Linked DNA regions of Homo sapiens: region 1 is linked to region 2. A link is an interaction called in ENCODE POLR2A ChIA-PET data of the cell type or tissue named here. Cell type or tissue: MCF 10A. All regions are shown on one strand. Links, peaks and the distances in the headings refer to the core of each region. The heading gives the core; the rest is flanking DNA.

Region 1 (15,235 bases), core at 8,443-10,942, 370 kb after region 2:
GAGAGGGGAGGGGAGGGAAAGAAGGAAAGAAGAAAGGAAGGGAGAGAGGGGAGGGGAGGGAAAGAAGGAAAGAAGAAAGGAAGGGAGAGAGGGGAGGGGAGGGAAAGAAGGAAAGAAGAAAGGAAGGGAGAGAGGGGAGGGGAGGGAAAGAAGGAAAGAAGAAAGGAAGGGAGAGAGGGGAGGGGAGGGAAAGAAGGAAAGAAGAAAGGAAGGGAGAGAGGGGAGGGGAGGGAAAGAAGGAAAGAAGAAAGGAAGGGAGAGAGGGGAGGGGAGGGAAAGAAGGAAGGAAGGAAGGAAAGAAGGGAGGGAGGGAGGAAGGAAGGAAGGAAGGAAAGAAGGAAGGAAGGAGGAAAGGGAGGGTGAAGCTCAAATATATTCCAAAGAAATAGCCGGAGATCTATGCTGTACATTTTAACTTTATTATTATTATTATTATTATTATTATTATTATTTTTTGAGAGACAGGTATCGCTCTGTCACCCAGGCGGGAGTGCAGTGGCGCAATCTCAGCTCACTGCAATCTCTGCCTCCCAAGCTCAAGTGATCGTCCCACCCCAGTCTCCTGAGTAGCTGGGACTACAGGTGCATGCCACCATACATGGATAATTTTTGTATTTTTGTATTTTTTATTTTTTGTAGAGATGGGGTTTTACCATGTTGCCCAGGCTGGTCTCGAACTCCTGAGCTCAAGTGATCCGCCCACCTCGGCCTCCCAAAGTGCTGGGATTACAGGTGTGAGCCACCATGTCCAGCCTTTTAAACTTATTATTAAGAGCAAGAGTGTACTTGGAGAGTGTTTTTTTATAGTATTGACTTCATGAGTTTTAACCACCAACTTTTTGAACTAAGTGCAGTTAGTGCTTTGACTATATTGAGCTGACAGCTTTCTTACGTTATTACATGAATGTCATATTAGTCCATTGTACACTTTCACCTTTAGAATAGTTGAACTGTATTTTCAGTGCCTAACTGTGAGTTACTGTGACCCAGAACACTTAGAGAAGTTGACTAACATTCAGAAAATTTATGAGTAATAGTGAGTAATTTATGAATGAGAACATGGCAGATTTCCATACATCACTTTTATTGAAAGTTGAGTCACTCTTTGTTATGAAAATAATTTATAGGGCAATGTTCCATTTGAGAAAAAAATGAAAAGTAATGGTATTTGTCAAAATGATGAATATGGTTTAACTTCAATGAGAAAGAGCAAATTTCACAGAAAATATAAACCCTACATCAGTTTATTTATTGTCATAACTATTTCAGGTTCTTCTGGTAAAACAGCAAGAGGTTTGGCTGAATTAGGTATCACTCGCACCAGCTATTTTCTGTCTTTCTAGATCCATTTTCGGCCATTCTCTCTGCTGCTTGGAGCCTCGGGAGGCTTTTGCAGGAGATCAGAAGGCACAATGAGGCTGGGTCAGGGTATTTCTCTACTCTTTCCAGGTGACACCAAGGTTCTGGCACCAGCAGGGTCCCTGCACACCACAGCTCCTTTTCGCTCCAGGCTGCACAGGACTCTGGGAGGGAAAGACTTCCTACTGTTGCTTCTTCCGATGCCCCAATTTTCCTTCTTGCTTTGCTTCACTCTGCCTTCATCTGTGTACATTTAACAGATTTTTATCAAAATTCCACCTGGGGAAGACTTGTTTTCTACTGAGATCTAGCCAGATAATATTTTCCAGTAAGTACAGTTGCTGAAACTCTTCTGGGGCATGGTTACCACAATAAACCAGATCTAAAGCAACCAGATATGCATGCTGCTTTTTACAGATGGTTTTCAGCCTGCCTTCCTTCCTTCTTTTTTCTTTTCTTTTCTTCTTTCTTTCTCTCTCTCTCTCTTTCTCTCTCTTTCTCTTTCTCTCTTTCTCTCTCCTTCCTTCCTTCCTTCCTCCTTCCTTCCTCCTTTCTTTCTTTCTTTCTCTTTCTTTCCTTTTCTTTCTTTCTTTCTTTCTTTCTTTCTTTCTTTCTTTCTCTTTCTTTCTTTCTCTTTCTTTCTCTCTTTCTTTCTCTCTTTCTTTCTTTCTTTCTTTCTTTCTTTCTTTCTTTCTTTCTTTCTTTCTTTCTTTCTTTCTTTCTTTCTTTCTTTCTTTCGACAGGATCTTGCTCTGTCACCAAGGCTGGAATGCAGTGGTGCAATCATGGCTCACTGCAACCTCAACCTTCTGTCCTCAAGCAATCCTCCTGTCTCAGCTTCCGAGTACCTGGGACTATAGGTGCATGTTATCACACCCAGATATATATATTTTTTTAATTTTTGTGTAAAGACAAGATCTCACTATGTTGCCCAGGCTGGATTTGAAATCCTGGCCTTAAGTGATCATCCCACCTTGGCCTCCCAAAGTTCTGGGATTAGAGGAATGAGCCATCATGCCTGGCCATTTCCAGACATCTTTATCACCATGTCCACTTTATTAAAATTTTGCTAAAATAAACTGAAATATTACATGTGAGTGTAGAGCTCAATTACATTTCTACAAATTCTCCTCAGTGTGCATTTTTGATTAGGAAGGGTCACAGGGGAGATTCTTATGTGAGATCAGGAGGAAATGAAGCAGCAGACATTTTTGTAGCTCATACACATTGTCATTTATCATCTGGATCTCTTGTTGGTGGGAGACAGCAGCCAGGCCTTCAACTGCTCCACCTTCCCCAAGGTCCTCCTTCGCCTTTTCTGACTGCTGGCCCAGGCGTGTGTTTAGCTTCTTCATGAAGAATCTCAGATTCTGCAGGACACCCACACCACCAAGACCTGAGGCAACGGGAGCTGACATGGTTCCAGTTTGCTCTGTGAGCTCTAGCTTATTCTTGCTCTCCTTATCCTCCTTGGCAGCCATCTTTCTTCCCTGCATCAGCCACAGCCATCCCCACAGCGCTAGCATCGGCCTTAAGGACAGACATCAACCTTATAGAGTGTGCTTAACCAGCTCTGACTGTGGAAGGCCAACTCCCTGTGCATATAGGAAACGAAATATTCATTGTTCCTTTTGTAACTTCCTTTTCACACTTTAAAGATGCTATTCCAATGTATTCTGGCTTTAATATGATAATCTCATCCTTATATGTATTCAGCTCCTTTTTTTGACTTTTATTTTAGGTTTGGGGTACATGTGAAGGTTTGTTACATACATAAACACATGTCATGGGGGTTTGTTGTACAGATTATTTCATCACCCAGGTATTAAGCCCAGTACTCGATACTTATCTTTTCTGCTCTTCTCCGTCCTTCCACCCTCCTCCTTCAAGTAGACTCCAGTGCCTGTCATTTCATTCTCTGTGTTCACAAGTTCTTACCATTTTAGCTTTTTCTTTTCTTAGTTCCTTTAAGATTTTTCTCTATATCACTAACTTTCAGTGGATTATGATTATGATTTTGCTTTTGTGTTCTTGTATTTGAGACAGAGCTAGGCAAAGAGTTCTTAGACATGTCATCTAAAGCATGATCCATAAAAGAGAAAAATTAATAAATTAGCAAAATCTAAAACTTTTATACTGTGAAAGACCCTGTAAAGAGAAATGAAGAGACAAACTACAGTCTGAGAAAAAATATTTGTAAGCCTTATGTCTGATAAAGATCTTATATCTGGAATATAGAAAGAACTCTCAAAACTCAATAGTAAACAATCCAATTACAAAACAGGCAAAAGATATGAACAAATATTGCACCAAAAAGGAAATAATGATGGCATATAAGCACATGAAAAGATGTTCAACACTATTAGTCATTAAGGAAATACAAATTAAAACCACAATCAGGTATCACTACACACCTATTAGAACAACTAAAATTAAAAATAGTATTAACAGAAAAGGTCACACATTATAATTCCATTTACATGAAATGTCCAGAATAGGGAAATCTATAGAGACAGAAAGTCTACTGGTGGTTGCTAGGGGATGAGAGGAGGGACAGGGAATGGGGGATGACTGCCCGTGGATATGTTTTTGTGTGTGTGGGGGGGATGATTACAATATTCTGGAATTAGACAGTGGTCATACATGCACAGCTTTGTGCATATACTAAAAACAGCTGAATTACACATTTTAAAAGGGTCAGTTTTGTGGTGTGTGAATTTTATCACAAAAGGGTCAATTTTATGATGTGTGAATTTTATCACAATTTTTTAAAGTAGTGATAATGTGGCCAGGTGCCGTGGCTCACGCCTGTAATCCCAGCACTTTGGGGGGCTAGGCAGGTGGATCACGAGGTCAGGAGATCGAGACCATCCTGGCTAACACGGTGAAACCCCGTCTCTACTAAAAATACAAAATAATTAGCTGGGCGTGGTGGCACGTGCCTGTAGTCCCAGCTACTTGGGAGGCTGAGGCAGGAGAACCACTTGAACCCAGGAGGCAGAGGTTGCAGTAAGCCAAGATCGCGCCACTGACTCCAGCCTGGGTGACAGAACAAGACACCACATTAAAAAAAAAAAAAGTAATGATAATATTAAATGCTGCTAAGAATACAGAGAAACAGTGTCTCTCATACATTGCTGGTATAGCTACTCTGGAAAATAATTTGGCAATTTCTTATGAAACAAAGCATGCACTTACCATATAACCTGGCAGTTGCAATCTTAGGAATTTATCCCAGAGAAATGAAAACTTACACAAAAATCTGTACACCAATGTTCATAGCCATTTTATTTATAAATAGCAAAATATTGCAAACAACCCAAATGTCCTTGAATGAGTGAATGGTTGAATGAACTGCCAAATCCATACAACAGAAAGCTACTTACTAATGCAAAAAACATGAACTATTTTTTTTTTTTTTTTTTGAGACAGGGTCTTGCTCCATCACCCAGGCTGGAGTGCAGTGGCACAAGCTCAGCTCACTGCAACCTTTGACTCCTGGGTTCAAGTGATTCATCTGCCTCAGCCTCACAAGTAGCTGGGACCACAGGTGCAAGCCACCACACCCGGCTAATTTCTTGTATTTTTAGTAGAGATGGGGTTTCCTCTACTTGCCTAGGCTGGTCTTGAACTCCTGGCCTCAAGTGATCTGCCCACCTCAGCTTCCCAAAATGCTGGGATTACAGGCATGAGCCACCACGCCTAGCCAAAAAACATGCACTATTGGTACATGCAACAGCCTAGATGGACTTGAAGGGCAACATGCTCAGTGGAAAATGTCACTCTCAAAAAATTATGTACAGTAATGATTCTATTTATAAAGCATTCTCGAAATGACAAAAGGATAGAAATGGAGACAGGTTAGTTGTTGCCAGTACACAGAAAAGTGGGTGAACAGGTGGAAGAACGTGAGGGCCAGGTGCAAATATGAAGAAATAGGTAATGGAATCGTTCTGTTTCTCGATTGTGGTGGTGGTTACACGAATCTATATATTGGAATAAAATTGCATAGAACTATTCACACATCCATAATAGTGAATGAATGTTTTTTAAATGGTGAAAAATTGAATAGCTGTAGCTTATTTAACAGTAATTTGCCAATATCAATTTCCTAGTTTTGATATTGTAGTTATATAAGATGTCACCATTGCGAGGAAGGGAACACAGGACTCTGAGCTATTTGTGCAACTTCGTGTGAGTCTGTAATTATTCCAAAATAAATAGTTAGGGTCAGACATGGTGACTCATGCATGTAATCTCAGCACTTTGGGAGGCCAAGGTGGGAGGACTGCTTGAGGCCGGGAGTTCAAGACCAGTTTGGGCAGCATAGTAAGACCTTGTTTCTTAAAAAAAAAAAAAAATTATTAAAAATTATCCTAGCATGATGGCCCACACCAGTAGTCCTAGCTACTTGGGAGGCTGTGGCAGGGAGCTGGGAGGATTGCTTGAGCCCAGGAGCTCAAGGTTACAGTGAGCTATAATTTGCACTACTGCACTCCAGCCTCGGTGACACGGTGAGAGCTTGTCTTAAAAAAAACAAAAAAAAAAAGAGTATTAAAAACTCCACACAATTACAAGGTTATATTCCCAGGAATAATTTGAGTTTATAAAATCCCTATAGATACACACATATGCGAAATTAGTTTAAAATAAATGATTAATATAGTATTTCAAACCAGAGAGGGAAATAAGTACTATTATTTTTTCAGTAAATGGTATTAGAACAACTGGCTAATCTATGGAAAAATAAAATAAAACTGTGTTTTTTTCATTTTCTTCACCAAAATAAACTGTAGAATGCAAAGTTCAGAATTGGTATTCAGTAAGTATCTGTTAAGTTGGATCAGTGATTTAAATATATAAAAGACATAGAGTTTATTTGTTGTTGTTGAGAGTTGTGGCTAATACAGAAATCTGAAGACAACAGGTGTTAATGACCCCCTTTTGGAAGCCTCTAGCTCTAGGGGCAGCCACCTTTCCAATGGCCACTCGAGAGGCGCCAAGGCAGAAACAACACTATCAACAACAACATATCCCCTTGCCTATGTAGGATGACCAGGAGAGAGTGCTGCTTTTGAGGGAAGTCCAGCGTTCTTGGAGAGAAGCTACTCACCTCATAGAGATGTTTAGAGGCTTCAATAAGACAGTGCATATAAAGGGCGTAACAATCTGCCCAGTGCACAGTAAGTGCTCCATGATGTTTAGTTCTTGGAGTGCTTTGTCTGCCCAGGGAGTTTAACCAGGAAAGACACCATCGGATTTATATATGTGTTTGAGAGAGCATTAATAGCATGAACAAAGAAATGAGTGGACAAACTTTTGTAGGAAAACAAAACTCTGTGAGAATGCCGAAGATCATTTCAGGACTAGGTAGGTCTTGAAGGTGAGATCTTTCTAATCAGAAGGAATAGTAAGAGCAAAAACATGGGAGTTGTGAAAGGGCTGTGGGCATCTTCAGGGAATGATAGCCCCTTCCTGCTGCCTTATTTCAGTCCAGGTCCCCTCTCAAACCAGGTGGCTGCCGTGGTCTCCTAAGGTGTGTTGTTGCTTGAAGCATTGCGTGTCTGCAGTTCTTTCAAGACATGGCGGGCATAGAATCTCTTGCAATAGATGATATTCATCATTTCATTCCCCCGCATAAAACTTTTTGTGGCTCTTCACAGCTTATGGAAGGATAATGTAAAAATTAGGATTAGGATTAGCTACAAATGACAGAAAGACACCATAAAAATGGCTTAAGCAAGACAGAAGTTTATTTCTCTCAGATAAAGTTCCAAAGGGAATCAGTCCAGGTCCCATATGGCAAACCATGGTGTCAGGGAGTCAGGGTCCTTCTAGGTTGTGCTTGGCTTCCATCTTGAACTCACCTCACCACCCAAATGGCTGCTCCAGTTGTAGCCACCATGGCCAGCCTCCAACCATCAGAAAGGAGAAAAGATAAAGAAAAGTGAATCCCTTCCGTTAGGGTCATTCTGCAGAAGTTGCAGAGACTGCTTCCATTTATGTCTGCTAGCCAGACCTTAGACACATGACCCCATCTAACTGCCAAGGAGGCAGGGATTAATCTTTATGCCGAATGGAGATGCACCCAGTGAAAGGTGAGGGGGGTTATAAGTAAAGCAAGAAGGAACAAACAGACATTGGGAGACAACACAATATCTCCACCACAGGTGCCCATTTCTTCAAGGTCCTTTGAAATGTGACCTCCTCTCCCACCTAGACTATTTCTACAGCCACCGAACTAGTCTAACTGCCTCTACTTTCTAATTCTCCTTAGTCACTATCATAGCCATCAATTCAAAATACATACTGAATTGAATTACTCTCCTGTCCCACACTCTTCATTGGCTCCCTATTACTTACAGATGAAGTCCAAACCATTTGGCTTAATGGAGCATTAAGAGTCCCCGTAGTACCATTTCAGCTTGATCTTCTTCCTTCCTTCTCTTCTTTCCTCCTCTCCTCTGCTAGCTGTTCTCTGAACACACCATGAGCTTTCAGTTCTCCATTACCTGTTTCATGAAAGAAAGACCCTTCCCCAGAATGATCACCCTAAAGGGCCGTCACCAACTTCTGAAATGCTGCACAGACTTCTAAGCCTACCCCAAATATCATTTCTTTTATAAATTCCTTTTTCATCACATTAAAAGTAATCCACACCTTCACTGAATAGTCAGTTTTTATGCTGCCTTCCATTGTAATAAATTATACATTTTTCATATTCATTACCACAATTACATTGTAATTTACATAGTATTCACTACATCTTCTTCACATTTGTAGTCCTGGAAGCACCTAGTCACTGAATTTTTACCTAACAGCTGCATAATACATATTTATTAAATTGAATTTGTATGTAGGCCTTGAATTTATAGAAGGAAAGGAAAAAAAGCTCAAGTCAGCTCTCTTGGGGTAAAGCACTCATTTAAACTGGATTAAATGCTTTATCAACAATCTAGTATTATTTATTACACAATTCTCCCTAAGTCCCATTTGGAATTGTTTTGAGTGATTCGTGTTAATAATACAAAGCTTAATATGGATTTGCATCAGGAAGAACAATTTGTAAGAGCTGACTATTTTCAGCTCTAACAAGGAAGTGACAGTTTTTCAATTTTTTAGCAGAAGTGTTAAAACTTATCTCAGTCAAACACTTGCTGGGTCATTTGGTATGTCACTCACGTTATTTAACTTTCTATTTTAACCTCTCAGGCCTATATGGAAATAAGAAAAAAAATTATAGTTTTAATTGCTGCTAATTTTCTGGCAGAAGATAGAAATAAAAATAGTCTCAATGCTGAATAGTTAATGTGTTTTATGACCACAGGCCTTTTCCGTGTTAATTTTTGTCCATGTTGGCTAATTTTACTAGCTGTTTATTGAGTTCAGACAGGAAAAATAAGGCTATAATATTTGAAACGAAGAAAAAGCTCTCAATTAACATTAATAAATTGCCTGAAAATGAACCTCACATTGGCCTTATATAGACACCTCTTCCTGAAAAATAGGACTTCATGCTAGCTCTTTTGTAAGTTTAAGCTATTTGTTCCCGGGTCTGTTCCTCTTCTGTGGACTCTCTGACCTCTTCTTGTGCCCACAGTTCTTTTTACTGAGCTGATTATAATGATCTCATGCACTTTGTATTAACCTCAATTTTATGGGAAAAATTGGAACACCAATCAGAGCTCAGGATCACACATCACTCCAGCTGAATCCTAAGCCAGAAGAAAGTTTAGTGAAATATATGGGTGAAATGAAAATAAACTATCAATCAAGCCAATAGTTTTTCTAGTTGGGATGGACTTCAGGAGATTGTAAGAGCAGTGGCCCCTATTAAATCAAGTGGAGGTGCCAGAGTTGCCAGGCAGAGTGGAGGAAGGGATTGAAAGGCCCACCAAAGTGTACATGCTAAACAGGGTCTACTATGTGAAACTGGAAACTTATCAGCTAAATATGATTCTTGAAAGAGTATGGAGGACTTATGCATCAAGGCAATAAGGAAATTGCTGGTAGAGGACACCAGTGTCATTGAGGTGAGTGGTGGCTCTCCTCTGTAGACCAGAGTTGATGATAAGAGATGCTATTTCAGAACTAGGGTCCCTAGTAGTCATGGAGATGATAGGATTCCAGAGGCCACACAGTAGCATGCTACCACCAACAGTGAACAAGCAAAACCACCCTCAGATTTCTGACCACCAGAAACTCTGTGGGATAATTAAAAGTCCTAGCCAGAGCAATTAGGCAAGAGAAAGAAATAAAAGGCATCCAAATCAGAAAAAAATTGTCTCTGTTTGCAGGCAACGTAATCTTATACACCAAAAACCCTAAAGACACCACCAAGAAAAAGCTGTTGAACTAAAAAAAGTTTCAGTAAATTGCAGGATACAAAATCAATATACAAAAATTAGTAGTGTTTCTACACATTAACAATGAGCTATCTGAAAAAGAAATTAAAAAGACAATCCCATCTACAGTAGCATCAAAAAATAAAATAGGAGTAAATTTAGCCAAGGAGGTGAAAGATCTGTACACTGAAAACTATTAAACACTGATGAAAAAAATTGAAGGAGACACAAATAAATGGAAAGATATCTCACATTCCTGGATTAGAAGAATTAATATAGTTAAAATGTCCATACTACCCAGAGTGAATTACAGATTCAGTGAAATTCCTATCAAAATTCCAATGACATTTTTGAGAGAAATAGAAAAAAACAGTCCTAAAATTCATATGGAACCATGAAAGACCCCAAATAGCCAAAGAAATCCTGGGCAAAAAGAACAAAGCTGGAGGCATCATACTACCTGACTTCAAGATATACTACAAAGCTATAATAATCTAAACATCATGGTACTGGCATAAAAACAGACACTTAGACCAATGGAACAGAATGGAGAGCCCAGAAATAGATTCACACATTTACTCTCAATTGATTTTGGACAAAGATGCCAAGAAAACACAATGAAAAATGAACTGTCTCTTCAGTAAATGGCGTTGGGAAATATGGATACCTACATGCACAAGAATTAAATTAGACCCTTATCTCACACCATATGCAAAACATCAATTCAAAGTGGACTAAGGACTTAAACATATGGCCTGAAACTGTAAAACTACTAGAAGATACCAGAAGACAAAAGCTCCATGACATTGTTCTGGGCAATGATCTTTTGGCTATAACCTCCAAAGCAGGGGCAACAAAAGCAAAAATAGATCAATGAGATTACATCAAACTGAGAAGCTTCTGCACAGCAAAGAAAATATCAACAGTGTGGAGAGACAACCTACAGAATGGAAGAAAATATTTGCACACCATACATTTGATAAGGGGTTAATATGCAAAATATACAAGGAACTCAAACAATAGATGCTAAGAAACACCTCAAACAACTCAATACTAAGAAAACAAATAATCCAATTTAAAAATAGATAAAGGACCTGAACAGTCATTTCTCGTAAAAAAGTCATACACATGGCCAATAGATATATTTTTTAAAAACTCAATATCACTAATCATCATCACATTGAAATCACAATAAGATATCACCTCACATTTCTTAGAATGGCTGTTATCAAAAAAATGAAAGATAGGGAAACCCCCTTTGGGTCCCCTCCCTTTGTATGGGAGCTCTGTTTTCACTCTATTAAATCTTGCAACTGCACACTCTTCTGGTCCGTGTTTGTTACGGCTTGAGCTGAGCTTTCACTCACCATCCACCACTGCTGTTTGCCACTGTCGCAGACCCACCGCTGACTTCCACCCCTCCGGATCCAGCAGGGTTTCCGCTGTGCTTATGATCCAGCGAGACGCCCATTGCCACTCCCAATCTGGCTAAAAGCTTGCCATTGTTCCTGCACGGCTAAGTGCCCAGGTTCATTCTAAGCAAACTGAATAGTAGTTGCTGGGTTCTACGGTTCTCTTCCATAACCCACGGCTTCTAATAGAGCTATAACACTCACCACATGGCCCAAGATTCCATTCCTTGGAATCCGTGAGGCCAAGAACCCCAAGTCAGAGAACAAGAGGCTTGCTGCCATCTTGGAAGCGGCCTGCCACCATCTTGGGAGCTCTAAGAACAAGAACCCCCAGTAACTTTTTGGTGACCATGAAGGGACCTCCAAAGCAATGGGAAACTTTCCCCCCAAGGCAAAAATGCCCCTAAGATGTATTCTGGAGAATTGGGACCAATTTGACCCTCAGACGCTAAGAAAGAAAAAACTTATATTCTTCTGCAGTACCGCCTGGCCAAGATATTCTCTTCAAGGGGGAGAAATCTTGCCTCCTGAGGAAAGTATAAATTATAACACCATCTTACAGCTAGACCTCTTTTGTAGAAAAGAAGGCAAATAGAGTGAAGTGCCATATGTACAAACTTTCTTTTCATTAAGAGACAACTCGCAATTATGTAAAAAGTGTGATTTATGCCCTACAGGAAGCCCTCAGAGTCTACCTCCCTATCCCGGTGTCCCCCTGACTCCTTTCCCAACAAATAAGGACCCCCCTTCAACCCAAACGGTCCAAAAGAAGATAGACAAAGGGGTAAACAATGAACCAAAAAGTGCCAATATTCCCCAATTATGCCCCCTCCAAGTCGTGGGAGGAAGAGAATTCGGCCCAGCCGGAGTGCATGTACCTTTTTCTCTCTCAGATTTGAAGCAAATTAAAATAGACCTAGGTAAATTATCAGATAACCCTGATGGCTATATTGATGTTTTACAAAGGTACGACACTCCTTTGATCTGACATGGAGAGATATAATGTTACTGCTGGATCAGATACTAATCACAAATGAGAGAAGTGCCACCATAACTGCAGCCCGAGAGTTTGGCGATCTCTGATATCTCAGTCAGGTCAATGATAGGATGACAACAGAGGAAAGAACAATTCCCCACAGGCCAGCAGGCAGTTCTCAGTGTAGACCCTGACTGGGACACAGAATCAGAACATGGAGATTGGTGCCGCAGACATTTGTTAACTTGCATGCTAGAAGGACTAAGGAAAACTAGGAAAAAGCCTATAAATTATTCAATAATGTCCACTATAACACAGGGAGAGGAAGAAAATCCTACTGCCTTTCTGGAGAGACTAAGGGAGGCATTGAGGAAGCATACCTCTCTGTCATCTGACTCTATTGAAGGCCAACCTATCTTAAAGGATAAGTTTATCACTCAGTCAGCTGCAAACATTAGGAAAAAACTTCAAAAGTCCGCCTTAGGCCCAGAGCAAAACTTAGAAACCCTATTGAACTTGGCCACCTTGGTTTTTTATAATAGAGATCAGGAGGAGCAGGCAGAACGGGACAAACGGGATTAAAAAAAAGGCCACCGCTTTAGTCATGGCTCTCAGGCAAGAGGACTTTGGAGGCTCTAGAAAAGGGAAAAGCTGGGCAAATCAAATGCCTAATAGGGCTTGCTTCCAGTGTGGTCTACAAGGATGCTTTAAAAAAGATTGTCCAAATAAAAATAAGCCGCCCCCTCATTCATGCCCCTTATGTCAAGGGAATCACTGGAAGGCCCACTGCCCCAGAGGACGAAGGTCCTCTGAGTCAGAAGCCACTAACCAGATGATCCAGCAGCATGACTAAGGGTGGCCGGGGCAAGCGCCAGCCCATGCCATCACCATCACAGATCCCCAGGTATGCTTGACCATTGAGGGCCAGGAGGTTAACTGCCTCCTGGACACTGGCATGGACTTCTCAGTCTTATTCTCCTGTCCCAGACAACTGTCCTCCAGATCTGTCACCATCCGAGGGGTCCTAGGACAGCCAGTCACTAGATACTTCTCCCAGCCACTAAGTTGTGACTGGGGAACTTTACTCTTTTCACATGCTTTTCTAATTATGCCTGAAAGTCCCACTCCCTTGTTAGGGAGAGACATTCTAGCAAAAGCAGGGGCCAATATACACCTGAACATAGGAGAAGGAACACCCGTTTGTTGTCCCCTGCTTGAGGAAGGAATTAATCCTGAAGTCTAGGCAACAGAAGGACAATATGGACGAGCAAAGAATGCCTGTCCTGTTCAAGTTAAACTAAAGGATTCCGCCTCCTTTCCCTACAAAAGGCAGTACCCCCTTAGACCCAAGGCCCAGCAAGGACTCCAAAAGATTGTTAAGGACCTAAAAGCCCAAGGCCTAGTAAAACCATGCAATAGCCCCTGCAATACTCCAATTTAAGGAGTACAGAAACCCAACAGACAGTGGAGGTTAGTGCAAGATCTCAGGATCATCAATGAGGCTGTTGTCCCTCTATACCAAGCTGTACGTAACCCTTATACTCTGCTTTCCCAAATACCAGAGGAAACAGGGTGGTTTACAGTCCTGGACCTTAAGGATGCCCTTTTCTGCATCGCTGTACATCCTGACTCTCAATTCTTGCTTGCCTTTGAAGATCCTTTGAACCCAACGTCTCAACTCACCTGGACTGTTTTACCCCAAGGGTTCAGGGATAGCCCCCATCTATTTGGCCAGGCATTAGCCCAAGACTTGAGCCAGTTCTCATACCTGGACACTCTTGTCCTTCGGTACGTGGATGATTTACTTTTAGCCGCCCCTTCAGAAACCTTGTGCCATCAAGCCACCCAAGTACTCTTAAATTTCCTCGCCACCTGTGGCTACAAGGTTTCCAAACTAAAGGCTCAGATCTGCTCACAGCAGGTTAAATACTTAGGGCTAAAACTATCCAAAGGCACCAGGGCCCTCAGTGAGGAACGTATCCAGCCTATATTGGCTTATCCTCATCCTAAAACCCGAAAACAACTAAGAGGGCTCCTTGGCATCACAGGCTTCTGCCAAATATGGATTCCCAGGTACAGCGAAATAGCCAGGCCATTACATACACTAATTAAGAAAACTCAGAAAGCCAATACCCATTTAGTAAGATGGACACCTGAAGCAGAAGCAGCTTTTCAGGTCTTAAAGAAGGCCCTAACCCAAGCCCCAGTGTTAAGCTTGCCAACGGGGCAAGACTTTTTCCTTATATGTCACAGAAAAAACAGGAATAGCTCTAGGAGTCCTTACACAGGTCCAAGGGACGAGCTTGCAACCCGTGGCATACCTGAGAAAGGAAAGTGATGTGGTGGCAAAGGGTTGGCCTCATTGTTTACAGGTAGTGGCAGCAGTAGCAGTCTTAGTATCTGAAGCAGTTAAAATAATACAGGGAAGAGATCTTACTGTGTGGACATCTCATGATGTAAAATCACATACTCACTGATAAAGGAGACTTGTGGCTGTCAGACAACCATTTGCTTAAATATCAGGCTCTATTACTTGAAGGGCCAGTGCTGTGACTGCACACTTGTGCAACTCTTAACCCAGCCACATTTCTTCCAGACAATGAAGAAGAGATAGAACATAACTGTCAACAGGTGATTGCTCAAACCTATGCCACTCGAGGGGACCATCTAGAGGTTCCTTGACTGATCCTGCCCTCAACTTGTATATTGATGGAAGTTCCTCTGTAGAAAAAGGACTTTGAAAAGTGGGGTATGCAGTGGTCAGTGATAATGGAATACTTGAAAGTAATCCCCTCACTCCAGGAACTAGCGCTCAGCTGGCGGAACTAATAGCCCTTATTTGGGCACTAGAATTAGGGGAAGGAAAAAGGGTAAATATATAAACAGACTCTAAGTATGCTTACCTAGTCCTCCATGCCCACACAGCACTATGGAGAGGAAAGGAATTCCTGACTTCCGACGGAATACCTATCAAACATCAGGAAGCCATTAGGAGATTATTATTGGCTGTACAGAAACCTAAAGAGGTGGCAGTCTTACACTGCCAGGGTCATCAGAAAGGAAAGGAAAGGGAAATAGAAGGGAACCGCCAAGTGGATATTGAAGCCGAAAAAGCTGCAACGCAGGACCCTCCATTAGAACTG
Region 2 (15,235 bases), core at 6,157-8,656:
ATGCTCATTTCCCTCATACATTCCTTTCTTCACTTCCTTTACACTCACACTGCTCATGGCATGATCACGCTTTTCATGAGCTTTTTTCTAAACTGAGAATAGTCTTTCCAGTGTCTACTATCTTAACTTTCTCCCAGCTGTCATCTCCACAGAGCATTCAAAGTAAGCAGGAGTTGTGTCACCCCACAACCTCTCAGCACCTTCTCCTCAAGGCCCACAGCAAACGTGTAGAGCTGTAGAGGGTGTCAAACTGATACTTGTGGCTTTATATAAACATCAGTCACAGTATTGATCATTTATATTCAGCACTTCCCACTAGTATACTCGCTTCTTTCTCAGGAAAGAGATTTAGGAAAACAGAATGCCTTGTTAAAAGAACCACTCATGTTCCATTCAATTCTTTCTCTACTGCAGAAGCCAGAACCAGCAAATCAACTTTCTAATCTCTGTGATTTCAAAGTACAGGGTTAAAGAAAACTCTTGTATTGATTTTTTAAAATTCTATTCCTAAGTTCTTTACATCTGAAAGTTTGCAATAGAAAGATTACTTATTGGTTTTAAAATGTTATTAAAGAAGAATTAAACTCAGCACAATTCTTTGTAAACACTCTGTAAATATGTGTCATTGATTTTAAAGGTGGTGAATTAGGCTTTTAAGTACTATATAAAAATAATACCTATAAAGGCCTTGATGATCCATGAATGTAATGCTTTTGGAATCAGGATAAAAATATCTTATTAAAAGAGCTGTTTTACAAATAACCCCATTAAAAAGTGGGCAAATAAAATGAACAGACACTTCAAAAAGGACATACTAGCAGCCAACAACACACGAAAAAATGCTCAACATCACTAACATTAGAGAAATGCAAATTGAAACCACAATGAGATACCATCTCACACCATTTAGAATAGCTATTATTAAAAAGTCAAAAAATAACAGATGTTGACAAGGTTGCAGAGAAAAAGGAACACTTTTATACTGTTGGTGGGAATGTAAATTAGTTCAGCCTCTGTGGAAAGCAGTTTAGAAATTTCTCAAAGAACTTCAAACAGAATTCTGATTACTGACCCAGAAATCTGATTACTGGGTATATAGGCAAAGGAAAATAAACTGTTCTACCAAAAAGACACATGCACTCATATGTTCATCAGCACTATTCACAAGAGCAAGGACATGTCATCAACCTAGGTGCCCATCAATGGTGGATTGGATAAAGAAAATGTGATACATATACACCATGGAGTACCATACAACCATAAAAAAGAATGAAATCATGTCCTTTGCAGCAACATGGTTGCAGCTGGAGGCCATTATCCTAAGTGAATTAATGCAGGAATGGGAAACCAATTACCACGTTCTCGCTTACAAGTGGGGGCTAAACATTGGGTACGCAAGGCCATAAAGAAGGGAACGATAAACACTGGGGACTAGTAGAGGGGCGAGAAACAGAGGGAGGCATGAGCTGAAAAACTACCTAGTGGGTACTATGCTCACTACCTGGGTGATGGGATCATTCATACCCCAAACCTCAGCATTACACAATATATCCATGTAACAAACCTATATGTGTACCCCTTAATCTAAAAGTAGAAATTATAAAGAAAATAAAATATAATCATTATTTTTAAAATATTTTTTCTTAGGACAGAGAAGTGGAAAAACAATGCAAAAAAGAAAAGGCTAGATTTAATATAAAATGGAGGGACATGGTATCCAACCAGGTCGCCCGAACAAATGCCATGTTACGCTGGCATCATGCTGGTGTTTCATCTGAACTGCAACTTACTTTAGCCCAGGAAATTTCTGTATCCAAGTCACCAAGCAGACCTTCTGAAGTGGACTTCTGTACCAATTCAGTTTCAGTAGCAGAAAGCCATTCAGAGAGAGAAGCAGCCTCTTTCTTCATTTTCCGGGCCAACTGTGATGCTCTTTCCAGATCCTGTTTTCCTTCTGTCACCTGAGACGGAGAGAGGCAGGGAGAGACTGAGACTGAGATGGGAATGAACATAAATGAGAATGAATCAGAATGTTAACTAAAGATCCAAACTGATTCATATATAACCCCCAAGACATACATAACCTTTGTCTTAGCACCTTAGAATCCTCTAAGCTTGCATTTCTGCAAGGAGGCAATATGCTGTAGTGGTTAAGTGCCAGGCAATCCTGGGTTTTCATCTTAGCTCTATCATTAATTTCCTAAGTGATACTGGCAGAGGTATAGCCCTCAAAAGATTGGTATGAGGCTGGGCACAGTGGCTCATGTCTATAATCCCAGCACTTTGGGAGGCCGAGGCAGGCAAATCTTTTGAGTCCAAGAGTTTAAGACCAGCCTGGGAAACATGACCTCATTTTCTACAAAATGAAAGACCTCATTTTGTAAAAAATACAAAAAATTAGCCAGTATGGTGGTGCGTGCTCGTAGTTCCAGCTGGTCAGTAGGCTGAGGTGGGAGAATCGCTTGAGCCCTGGAGGCTGGGGCTGCAGTGAGCCGTGATCCTGCCACTGCACTCCAGCCTGGGCAACAGAGCAAGACCCCGTCTCAAAAAAAAAAAAGATTGTTATGTGTATTAAGCGAGAAAAACACACATAAAAGGGCAGAAATAAAGTTGAAAAATCACTAGTATCTATTATAATTTTGAACATAAGATATCTTAGAATCCTCTCCATGAAGGAAAAATACGGTATTATAGTAACTTGAGGGGAAAATAGCACCATTTTCACAATTATATGTTTTATAATTAACCACTTTAACTTAAAATGCAGTACACGACTATACAAACCAAACCTTATTATTATTTTGCTCTCATTGTTGTTGACAGAAAACAAATGAACTTAACTAACATTTACCAAGCTCTTAATACAGCTTCCGTGTTGTGCTAAGGAATCTTACACACGTATGCAATAAAATTCACAAAGCCTCTTTCTACTTTATGGATAATGAAAATGAAACTTAAAGAGGTTAAGGCCAAGGCCAGGGTGGTACAATCTTTGGATTGAGCCATGCCATTCTGGCTTCTACCACCATCACTCCCAGACATTGCCCTTGCTAAGTTCAATAATGACCCCAATGGCAACTGATCTAATTAATATGTTTATGTGGACATCATATTTAACTTTCAAAATATCCAAAACAGGTAACTGCACTCTGTCAAAATACCATCTTCCCCTAGCTTTCCAGACCTAGTACTCAACTGTGTCCCTACCACTTCTTGCTACTTACATTAGTTTCTTTTGCAAGCTCATCTTCCTGAGATTTCTTACTAAATGATGTAATTCTTAAGACTTGGTTGAGGGCCCTCTTCTTTCACTATATCCTGTTCCTAGACAATCTATCATCCCTGATTACTTTAATTATGACCTCTATGCAGATGACTCATAAAATCCACCTCTTCAGTCCAGATATATTCTCCAGACCTGAATAATCATGTGAGTACCCGACATTTCCAATTAACATTCTCAAAGGTACTTAAAATGTCAACATGTCCAATACATACCTGTGATTTCTGCATGCTTCTACCTTTTTTTTTTTTTGAGACAGAGTTTTCACTCTTGTTGCCCAGGCTGGAGTGCAGTGGCACAATCTTGACTCACTGCAACCTCAGCCTCCCAGGTTCAAGTGATTCTCCTGCCTCAGCCTCCCGAGTAGCTGGGATTACAGGCACATACTACCACACTCAGCTAATTTTTTTTTTTTTTTTTTGAGTAGAGACGGGTTTTTGCCATGTTGACCAGGCTGGTCTCAAACTCCTGACCTCAGGTGATCCACCACCTTGGCCTCCCAACGTGCAAAGATTACAGGCATAAGCGACCGCACCCGGTCCTCTATCTTTTCTTACAGCACCCATCTCAATGGCCACACCATCCACATCATCAAGCCAGAAACCCAGGGGTCATCCTTCATCTCTCCTCCTGGACCAAGTCCTGTTGATTTCACTTCCTACATATGTCTGAAATCAATTCACTCACTCCATCTCCACTCTCCATCCTAGTTCAAGGTACGACCATCTCTCACCAAGTGTACAATGACTTCGAAACCAGTCTCCTCACATCCACTCCAGCCTCCCTCCAATTCCTCTTCCAAAATGCAGTGAGTAATCCTTTAAAAGACATATCTGAGTATGTAATTTGCCTACTAAAACCTGTGCAGTAACTGCTTAAGACACAGATTTTAATCTGTAACACAAACTCTATGACATTGGCAGGATTTTGTCTAATCCTATCTCCCTAGCACCATGTTCCTCACACTGGCTCTCTCTGCTCTAGCCACATAAATGTACCACACTGCCTCCTGCCTTAGAGCTTTTATATATACTGTTTTATCAGTCTAGAAATCTCCTCGTTTCACCCAGGTTACTCCTACCCAGACTTCAGATCTCGGCTTATGCATCACCTCCTCAGGGAAGCCTTCCTAACACAAGACTGGGTGAAACCCCCCTTTACCTATACTCTTAAAGAACCATGTACATTCTTCATAACTCTTCAGACTGATAATGTGACATCATCTCATGTAACTACTCAATGTTTTTCTCTTTCACTACCCTAAGTTCCATTAGACAACGAGATAATTTATATCTTTCCTCATCACTGTCTCCTTGTATAATTCCTGACACAGAGTAAAATCTCGATTGAGTGAAACTTTAAATGATAAAATTAATTAATACTAAAATTATAGTCACAATTGGAGAATTAGTGCAAAAACCAGCAATACCATTCCATTCATAAAATGCCCAGTCAGTGAATAAATATAATAATATTTAACGAATAACCAGCTGTATAATTCCAAAAAGAAGCTCTAAGGTGTGTGTTCCAGACATGTAATACATCAAAATGTATCACATCAACAATCTAAGCTTGCAGAAGTGAGATCAAAATCACCCAGAAAAAGTATAAACTGGTCGTTCTGATTTCAACTGAAAACAAAATTTCAGCTATTTTTCTCTGGGCTTATATAGAAACTTCAATATTACCTCAACTGGAAGTAGTTAATATTTCCTAACTGAAGGAGGATCCAAAATACTATCAAACATGGGTTTTCAATATTACCTATTAAGGTTTCACACTTCCACACATTCTTTGCTCTCCTGGTTTCAGGGCAAAAATTCATTCACTCACAGTAAATGCTCAACAACTCCTGCATGGATTCACTAAAATGCCCAAATTAGAGATATTTCTTGCCAGGATTTCAAATCCTGGTAGATTAATGTGAACTTCTTGCCACTGGTTATTTACTAGAGCCCTGATGTTTTAACATTTCTCGGTAGACTGTTCAATTTAGAAATCTAAGGACCAACAACTTGAGTTTTTACAGGGATTATTATTTCCCATTTTTCCTACATGAAATGGGAAAACATTAGGACTAAAAACAGAATGTTTCTCACAATTAAAATTACACTTAGAAAAATCTTACATGTTGCGACTAGAAAAAAGCCAACACCGGCTACTGCTATCCATTGAAATTTGGAATTATTAACATTTATTTTTTCCCTTGTATTTCTTTGAAGTACTAATGAGAGGTGACAGCATGCTGGCAGTCCTCACAGCCCTCGCTCGCTCTCGGCGCCTCCTCTGCCTGGGCTCCCACTTTGGCAGCACTTGAGGAGCTCTTCAGCCCACCGCTGCACTGTGGGAACCCCTTTCTGGGCTGGCCAAGGCCAGAGCCCACTCCCTCAGCTTGCAGGGAGGTGTGGAGGGAGAGGCGCGAGCGGGAACCGGGGCTGCGCGCCACGCTTGTGGGCCAGCTGGAGTTCCGGGTGGGCTTGGCGGGCCCCGCACTCGGAGCAGCAGGCTGGCCCTGCCGGCCCCAGGCAATGAGGGACTTAGCACCGGGCCAGCGGCTGTGGAGGGTGTACTGGGTCCCCCAGCAGTGCCAGCCCACCGGCGCTGCGCTCAATTTCTCACCGGGCCTTAGCTGCCTTCCTGCGGGGCAGGGCTCGGGACCTGCAGCCCGCCATTCCTGAGCCTCCCACCCCCTCCATGGGCTCCTGTGCGGCCGGAGCCTCCCTGATGAGTGCCACCCCCTGCTCCACGGCGCCCACTCCCATTGACCACCCAAGGGCTGAGGAGTGCAAGCCCACGGTGCGGGACTGGAAGGCAGCTCCACCTGCAGCCCGGGTGCGGGATCCACTGGGTGAAGCCAGCTGGACTCCTGGGTCTGGTGGGGACGTGGAGAGTCTTTATGTCTAGCTCAGGGATTGTAAATACACCAATCGGCACTCTGTATCTAGCTCAAGGTTTGTAAACACACCAATCAGCACCCTGTGTCTAGCTCAGGGTTTGTGAGTGCACCAATCCACACTCTGTATCTAGCTACTCTGGTGGGGCCTTAGAGAACCTTTATGTCTAGCTAAGGGATTGTAAATACACCAATTGGCACTCTGTATCTAGCTCAAGGTTTGTAAACACACCAATCAGCACCCTGTGTCTAGCTCAGGGTTTGTGAATGCACCAATCAACACTCTGTATCTAGCTACTCTGGTGGGGCCTTGGAGAACCTTTGTGTCCACACTCTGTATCTAGCTAATCTGGTGGGGACATGGAGAACCTTTGTGTCTAGCTCAGGGATTGTAAACGCACCAATCAGCGCCCTGTCAAAACAGACCACTCGTCTCTACCAATCAGCAGGATGTGGGTAGGGCCAGATAAGAGAATAAAAGCAGGCTGCGCGAGCCAGCAGTGGCAACCCGCTCGGGTCCCCTTCCACACTGTGGAAGCTTTGTTCTTTTGCTCTTTGCAATAAATCTTGCTACTGCTCACTCTTTGGGTCCACACTGCTTTTATGAGCTGTAACACTCACTGCAAAGGTCTGCAGCTTCACTCCTGAAGCCAGCGAGACCACAAGCCCACTGGGAGGAACGAACAACTCCAGATGCGCTGCCTTAAGAGCTGTAACACTCACTGCAAAGGTCTGCAGCGTCACTCCTGAGCCAGGAAGACCATGAACCCACCAGAAGGAAGAAACTCCAAGCACATCCGAACATCAGAAGGAACAAACTCCAGATGCGCCACCTTAAGAGCTGTAACACTCACCACGAGGGTCCACAGCTTCATTCTTGAAGTCAGTGAGACCAAGAACCCACCAATTCCAGACACACTAAGTCTACCACAATGAACATATATTACTTGTAGTATCCTTAGAATAATTTATGGAATATCAGTAGCCATTGAAAGTATAAATATTAGCCTGAATTAAATATTAAAAATAAATTTTTTTTAAAAACAGTGTCTCACTCTGTTCCTAGGCTGGAGTGTAGTGGTGTGATCTCAGCTCACTGCAACCTCTGCCTCTCAGGTTCAAGCAGCTCTCCCACCTCAGCCTCCCAGGTAGCTAGGACTACAGATACTCACCACCATGGCTAATTTTTTTTTGGAAATTTGTTTTGTTTTTGGAGGTTTTCATTTGTATTTTTTTGTAGAGACAAGGTTTCATCATGTTGCCCAGGCTGGTCTCAAACCCCTGGGCTCAAGCCATTACCTGACTCAGCCTCCCAAAGACCTGGGATTACAGGCGTGAGCCACTGTGCCTAGCCAAAAATAAATTTCTATGTAACTATGAATCACTGTAATATTACCACATACATTTAAAGAAATATAACAATTATTACAATAAATTGAAAACACGTATGAATCTCATAATTTTCAAACATGCATTTTCCAAAAAATGAAATTTAAAAATACATGAGAGAGAACGAGAGAGAGAGAGAGATTGAGAGAGAGAGAGAGAGAGACAGAGAGATGAGCTGTGGGGCTGCTCTCCTCACCTGTGCGCCCAGGTCATTGTAAAGAACCTTCAGGGAAGTCAGCTGCTCATCCATCCCTTTTGGGTTGTCCGTTTGCTGTTTCTGGACAATATGTCTTCCTGTTTTAATCACAGTTTCCACTTCAAGTTTGACTTCACTCAAAGTTTTATACAGTTTCTTTAAAACAAACAAAGAAAAAGACAAATTACACACTGTGGTGACAACTTGCCAACTGGCATCATGTCAGACCACAGCTTACACAGATTGACAGCCAAGACCTAACTATGGTGATCAAAGGCCATCATCTTTCTCAGATTTGGTCTGAAGGTCGAGTCAAATGAAATCAAGCTTGTAATAACTTCTTCAAATCTGACAAGAAAATAAACTAATAGAGTTTATGCTCATTCTTTCAAAATCTCAGACAAATGCTTATGAAAGTACTTGATAATATAAATATTTTTCCTACATAAAATGGGAAAACATTAGGACTAAAAACAGAATGTTTATCACAATTAAAATTACATTTTTAAAAAATCTTGCATGTTATGACTAAAACAAGCCAACACTGGCTACTGCTGTCTGTTGGATTTGGAATTATTAACATTTATTTCTATTTCTCAGAAGTACTAAGTCTACCACAATGAACATATATAATTTGTATGATAAAAAATACAAAACTCGATATATCAAGATGTATATAACTATAAGTAAACAGATTTCTGATGCAAATCAAAACCACAATAAGATACTATCTCACACCAGTCTGAATGACCATTATTAAAAAGTCAAAAAACAACAGATGCTGGCAAGGCTGCAGAGAAAAGGGAACACCATACACTGTTGGTAGGATTGTAAATCAGTTCAGCCCCTAGGGAAAGCAGTTTGGAAATATCTCAAAGAACTAAACATAGAATTATTATTCAACCCAGAAATCCTATTACTGGGTATATAAGTAAAGGAGGATAATCGTTCTACCAAAAGGACACATGCACTCCCGTGTTTATCACACCACTACACACAATAGCAAAGACATGTCATCAATCTAGGTGCCCATCAATGGGGGAATGGATAAAGAAAACGTGGTACAAATACACCACGGAACACTACACAGCCATAAAAAATGAAATCATGTCCTTTGCAGCAGCATGAATGCAGCTCAAGGCCATTATCCTAAGTAAATTAATTCAGGAACAGAAAACCAAATACTAAATGTTCTCACTTATAAGTGGGAGTTAAACAATGGGCACACATGCACATAAAGATGGAAAGCAAAGACAATGGGACTCCAAAAGGAGGGAAGGAGGAAAGGGGCAAGAGCTGAAAAACTACCAATTGGGTACTACATTTATTATTTGGGTGATGGGTTCAGTCGAAGCCCAAACCTCAGCATCATACAATATATCCATGTATCAAACGTGCACATGTACTTCCTGAACCTAAAAGTCTTCAAAAATTAAAAATAAAAATAAATTTAAATATAAAAAAAGAAATCGTAGTTCTGTAGGTCAAATTCAGAGCTGTCTTCTTCCTAGTTACCTGAAACCAAAAAGCTTTATTCTAAACAGCTTCTCTTGACACCTATACATCATCATCTCAACATCTCATAGGACGCTGTCATGTAACAGACCCCTGAACTATGTATGTTCCATGAAGTCAAGGACAGCACTTTCTCTGATTACCATTATGTCACAATAATCAAATAAATACTTACATACATGCACATATATATTAAAATTTATCCTTTGTTTTGAAAAGCACAAAGAACTGTCCCTATACCTCTCCTGTCCTAAAGAGTCTCATCTTAAGTTCTGTGATTCTCAAGCAGAACACTAATTCTAAGATTGTGTCCCCTTAGCCACATTATTTTTAAATTTCTATTCAATTGAATTATAAAGTTCAAGACTAAAAAAGTAATAAGGCCTTATATATCATTTCTTCTTTCCTATCTTAAGGTTTAAATTTCTATTGAAATTTTTATTTTCCTAGAAAATGGAATTTTTACGATATCCATTCTAAGTATGGTTCTTCTAGCTAATTCAAATTTATCCTTGAAAACTTTGCTTATTAGTCACACTCTGCTGAAGCCCTCCTAACTTCACATGGTGATTAAGCTGTATTTCTTTTGTTTTGGTTTTTGTCATCATGTTATATACATGTCTATTCTAGTTTCCTTAGCTATCTCTCTTATCTCTTCTAATTTCTTTGGAGGGAAAGACCACACTTCTTATTTTTTAACACGTTTTCCATCATCAATCCTTATGTTTAGCACACTGTAGACTAGTGATCACTGGACACACTAGGCATGTACTTGCTAGACCAAGCCATAACAGCTGCTGAAAAAGCCACTGGATGTGCCAATCACCCAAAAGCCTCACCATACACTTGTCCAGGTGCGTCTGTATGACGTCAGGGTCTACGTCCTTCACATCCAGAACGTGAAGTTCTGCTTTCACGCCATCCAGCACACGCTTGCAGTCCAGCATGCGCTGCTCGAAGTTAGCTGGCTTCTGGAAAAGCTGGAACTTTGTGGACACCTCTCGGAGTTTCCTCTGTTTGCAGAAATGAAAATATGCAATTCCCATCAGGATGATTATCTCTCTCATCATGAGCATAACAGATACTACTAAAAATTTGTACCATAAAGTACCAAAAGAAAAAAATTCAGAAATATGACCCAAAATAAAAAACTCCTAATGAATCTCAGTGAGGGTACCCGATCACCTAAGTGAACTGCATAGCCCAGTGTCAAAAATTACAACACTCAGTGTCTCAATCTCAGAAGTAATAGATTTGGATAAGAAATTTAGATAAAGCTGACCTCACTGGAATTAAAACTTCATGTTCAAAAAGATAGTTCAGGAACCTAGAACTCAAAATGCCCTTCATCACAAGTTCAGAGTGAAAGTCAATGTCATATCAACCATGAAAGAACTAAATGATGCTGCATCCAATTCATGCTCGGCCTGCCCACAGCATCAGCCACACGATACTGACAGAGGCTCTGCATTAAAGAAAAAGTGTATATAAAGCTAACTTCTAAATCTGGCTCACTCTCTTGTTTCTCATCTCAGCTATCAAAATCAGATTTCATATTTTTCCACACATGCAACAATTTGTTTCTGCTGCCCTAGGATGCAACCTTCAACACATCATCACTCCCATCCCATGGTTTACATCACAAAGAATACAAACGGTGCCCAAGTAATCAATTCTTTCTCTTTTTTGAAGAAAATTCCCAACAAGTTGAAAAGTAAAAGGAAGCTCCTGGCCTTCTTTACCTGTAGCACATCCATCTGACTTCCTCCTCTGGCAGTCCTACTCTCTGGGGAGGTCAGGGGCTGAGAACGCATATTTCTTCTCAACTCCTCTAGGGTTAGCTCATGGGCTGAGATCTCTGCTTGGATTTTCTAAAAAGAGATTGGAAAGGGGAGAGGATGTCCTTTTTTTTTTACTTAAGTATAAAAAGAGACAATACAAAAGTTCTATATCGTTGTGTAATACATGATATCGTATTTTACATAATGTTGACCTCCACAGAAGCTTTAATAAGTTTTTGTAGGCCAGGTGCGGTGGCTTATGCCTGTAATCCCAACACTTTGGGAGGCCGAGGCGGGTGGATCACGACATCAGGAGTTCAAGACCAGCCTGGCCAAGATGGTGAAACCCCATCTCTACTAAAAATACAAAAATTAGCTGGGCACGGTGGCGGGCGCCTATAATCCCAGCTACTCGGGAGGCTGAGGCAGGAGAATTGCTTGAACCTGTGGGGCAGAGTTTGCAGTGAGCCGAGATCGCGCCACTGCACTCTAGCCTGGGCAACAGAGTGAGAATCCGTCTAAAAAATAATAATAATACGTTTTTGTATAATAATAATAATATGGCCCACTGCATGGTATGACTATTGTACATGACGCACCTGCTAAGGGCTTTGCATTTGTCGTTTCTAATGTTCACAACTTATTTATAAGGAAGGAATTGTCCCAACTTCACAGCTAAGAAAACTACAATTTAAAATATACAGGACTTTTCAGCCAGGCACAGTGGCTCACGCCTGTAATCCCAGCATTTTGGGAGGCCGAGGAAGGTGGATCACCTGAAGTCAGGAGTTTGAGACTAGCCTGGACAATATGGCAAAACCCCGTCTCTACTAAAAATACAAAAATTATTGGGAGGCCGAGGCAGGCAGATCACTTGAAGTCAGGAGTTCAAGACCAGCCTGGCCAACATGGCGAAACCCCGTCTCTACTAAAACTACAAAAAATTAGCCGGGCGTGGTGGCGCGTGCTTGTAGTCCCAGTTATTCGGGAGGCTGAGGCAGGAGAGTCACTTGAACCCAGGAGGCGGAGGTTGCAGTGAGCCAAGATCGTGCCACTGCACTCCAGCCTGGGTGACATAGTGGGATTCTGTCTCAAATAAATAAATAAAATAAAATAAAATAAAATAAAATAAACTATATAAGACTTTTGCCAGAGTCTCACATAGAAAGCAAGAGAACTCCAAAACCCAAATGCTGCCCTGTAAGTAAGGTCAATCTTTCCCATTGACTCTCGGTTTTGGAGAGCAGGAGGGGTTCTCTTATAGTTGAGGAGGCAATTACAAAAGCTCTCTTTACAGCTCAAAAGCCCTCAAATGCACGGCAATACCTGAGCTTCCTGTGGAACTTGGAAAGCATCTATCCTGTCAGTCAGGTATGTGGTGAGCTGTTTGTCCAGCTCCCCCAAGCTCTCTTGCAAGACTTGAAGCATCTGGTCAGTTTCCCGCAGCACCTGGAGTTGCTTTTCCAAAGAAATCTGCTTGCTCTCTGCCTGCACAAAGGAGAAATTGAATCATTAGTTGCCCAACACAAATATAAATAGCAGAATATATATATTCTGGCCACTAAGAAAAGACCATAAAAGCTTTCATCCAAGACTTTAGCTTTCTTTATAAATAAATAATAATTACTAATGATAACAGTGAAAATGTCCCACTAGGATCTTATGTACCATGCAGCTGAATTACTAATTATTACTTCTTTCTATATATAATGTTGAAATACAAAAATGTAAAGGTTTCCCATAAGATGCATTAAACAGAAGATAAAAATGTGTTATTTATTATAATTTTAAAGCATTTTTAGGAATCAGCAATGTCTGCCAATTAAGAATATAAAACATAAGAAAAATGTCTATCAATACACAAACATCAGAGTCTCTTTTTTTCCAAAGCCTAAAACAAATTCTATAGGTGTACATACATATCAAACTACTATTTACAGCACTTTTGGGTTAAGCTTGATGTTATTCATGGGCTGAACATCAACAGTTATTATTTAATATGTGTTTGGAAGCACCTAATATTCATACCCAACCTTCCTATAAAAGAAATGTTCTTTCTCTAATTTGTGATACGAATATGTATGTTACAACCTGGATATGAACTAAGAGACTATGGCTTTCACAGCAGCTTATGTGAAATATCATGGCCCTAATATTTACTAGGATAGTATGAGTTGTTGTTCTTATATACAGCTATCATATGATCCTTAATGAAAATTAAATGTTTGTAAGTAGAAGTAATCTCAAAAATAATTTTTTTAATCATCCAGTTCTGTCTTAGAGTGTTAGATCTATTCTTCCTTTCTGAATATTTCAATACCCTCAATGCCCCTGTTAGCATTGGTTACCAACTTTAACCAACATTAAAGATTTTTCCAACATTAAAGCTCTATGATATGGAGCTTAGGGCCAGCTCCACTTCATCAATACCTAATCAACACCCATGTATGTCCCAACTCTTACCAGGTGACTTAGATCTTCATATCGGCTGTTGAAAGCCTCCAGTTTCTCACTGATTATATCATCCAGGATCCCCCCATCAATCAGAGTCTGGCCAAGCTCTCGAATCTGGGTGCGATTATCTGCCGGGTGGCGCAGAACAGATTCCAGAGACTGGAATGGAGATGGGAAAAAAAAATAATAATGCATTTACTAAGGCAAAAGGTATCAAGGATCCCCAAAATGTCTATTTGTTAAACAAGTAATTATATTTTCTAAAAATCTACCTAAGTAACAGGACCAAAAGTTAAGTAAATTACTAATTCACAAAAATATCCATCATGGGATTAAAAAATGCATAAAATTGAGAAATTAGCACAAGTGATATATGATATAATTTCACAAAAATAATTTCAACTATTATTAATTATGGGAGGGTGAGGCAGGAGGATCACTTGAGCCCAAGAGTTCAAGGCTGCAGTGAGCTGTCATACCACTGGACTCCAGCCTGGGCAACAGAGCGAGACTATGTCTCTAAACAATAAATAAATGAATAATAAAAAGTTAAAAATAATTATTAATTATATGGGGAAATGCTCATGACACAAAGTTCAAAGGCAGAGAACAGTACTATACAAGCAAAATGATCTCAACTTTTATTAATTATATTACTAAAAATAAGTAGTCATTTTCCTACAATATATGCAGAATAAGAGGCATTGTTTTATATACACACTTTTTATATACATAAATCTAATTAACCATATGGGCTAAATAGCATTCCCAGTTTACAGATTGGAAAATTGAAGCTCAGAAAGGTTAAATTACTTGCCTACATACACACAGTCAAAAGAAGAGCTAAGATTCCAACATGGCTCTAAAGCTTTAAGACTCCAAAGCCTGGCCAAGTGCGATGGCTCACACCTCTAATCCTAGCACATTGGGAGGCCGAAGCGGGTGGATCACCTGATGTCAGGAGTTCGAGCCCAGCCTGGCCGACATGGTAAAACCCCATCTCTACTAAAAATACAAAATTAGCTGGGGTAGTGGCACACGCCTGTGATCCCAGCTACTCAGGAGGCTGAGGCATGAGAATTGCTTGAACTCAGGAGGTGGAGGTTGCAGTGAGCCAAAATCATGCAATTGCACTCCAGCCTGGGCAACATAGCAAGATTCCATCTCAAATAAAAAGATAAATAAGTAAATAAAAGACTCCAAAGCCTTTGATCCAATATACTACCTTCTAGTATGCATACATAAAAGATAATAATTAGGAAGAAATCTACAAACTGTTTTAAAATGTTTATCTTAGAGTTTGCTTTATACTTTTCTTTATTTTCCATATTTCAAGAATATATACGTATTCACTCTTACATTAGGAAAAAAATTAAGCTTTTCATATTTTTCATTCACTCTGTCTCTCACTCTGCTATATTTGAGAAGTGACATCTTTTCTCTAGCAGAGCATCCGTCTCCTGGAATGTAAGTGCCACATTTTACTCATTTCTGACCTTTAATCCAGTTGTCCACTCAGTTCCCACATGGTACCATGACATTTTTAAAAGCCTATCTACCCCCTTCCCTTTTCTTTTTTGTTAAGCAAACCTACCCTCTTTGCACTGTATTTCATTTAAGAAACGGTTATTAAGTTAACATGTGCTACACACTGTGCTGGGAACTGAGGAATAACAAAGCATCGGGTACATTTCTTGGCCTCAAGGAGTTCAAATCCAGGCTTG

The links. ChIA-PET counts read pairs that join two places held together with the same protein. Peaks named below come from ENCODE experiments on the same cell type or tissue, not always from the same donor. Only the 100,000 strongest peaks of a DNase experiment are listed, where the experiment ranks them.
Region 1: POLR2A ChIA-PET joins it to region 2 with 5 read pairs; 3 of 35 experiments call an interaction of 5 or more read pairs at or near these places.

Annotation. Positions count from the first base shown.
Region 1 is chr6:144,117,282-144,132,516 of GRCh38, reverse strand. It overlaps LOC105378036 (a long non-coding RNA gene), which reads right to left. Exons shown (of 4, transcript XR_943089.3): 4 at 7,091-7,892. Among named protein-coding and RNA genes, the nearest start is that of STX11, 26 kb to the left of the region's middle. In MCF 10A, for the core only: no CTCF peak of the experiment used is centred there; no DNase peak of the experiment used is centred there.
Region 2 is chr6:144,485,983-144,501,217 of GRCh38, reverse strand. UTRN (utrophin) reads right to left here. Exons shown (of 75, transcript NM_007124.3): 29 at 13,521-13,670; 30 at 12,384-12,545; 31 at 11,019-11,147; 32 at 10,116-10,289; 33 at 7,762-7,917; 34 at 1,791-1,961. Among named protein-coding and RNA genes, the nearest start is that of SNORA98, 88 kb to the right of the region's middle. In MCF 10A, for the core only: no CTCF peak of the experiment used is centred there; DNase peaks (open chromatin) are centred at 7,497 and 7,977.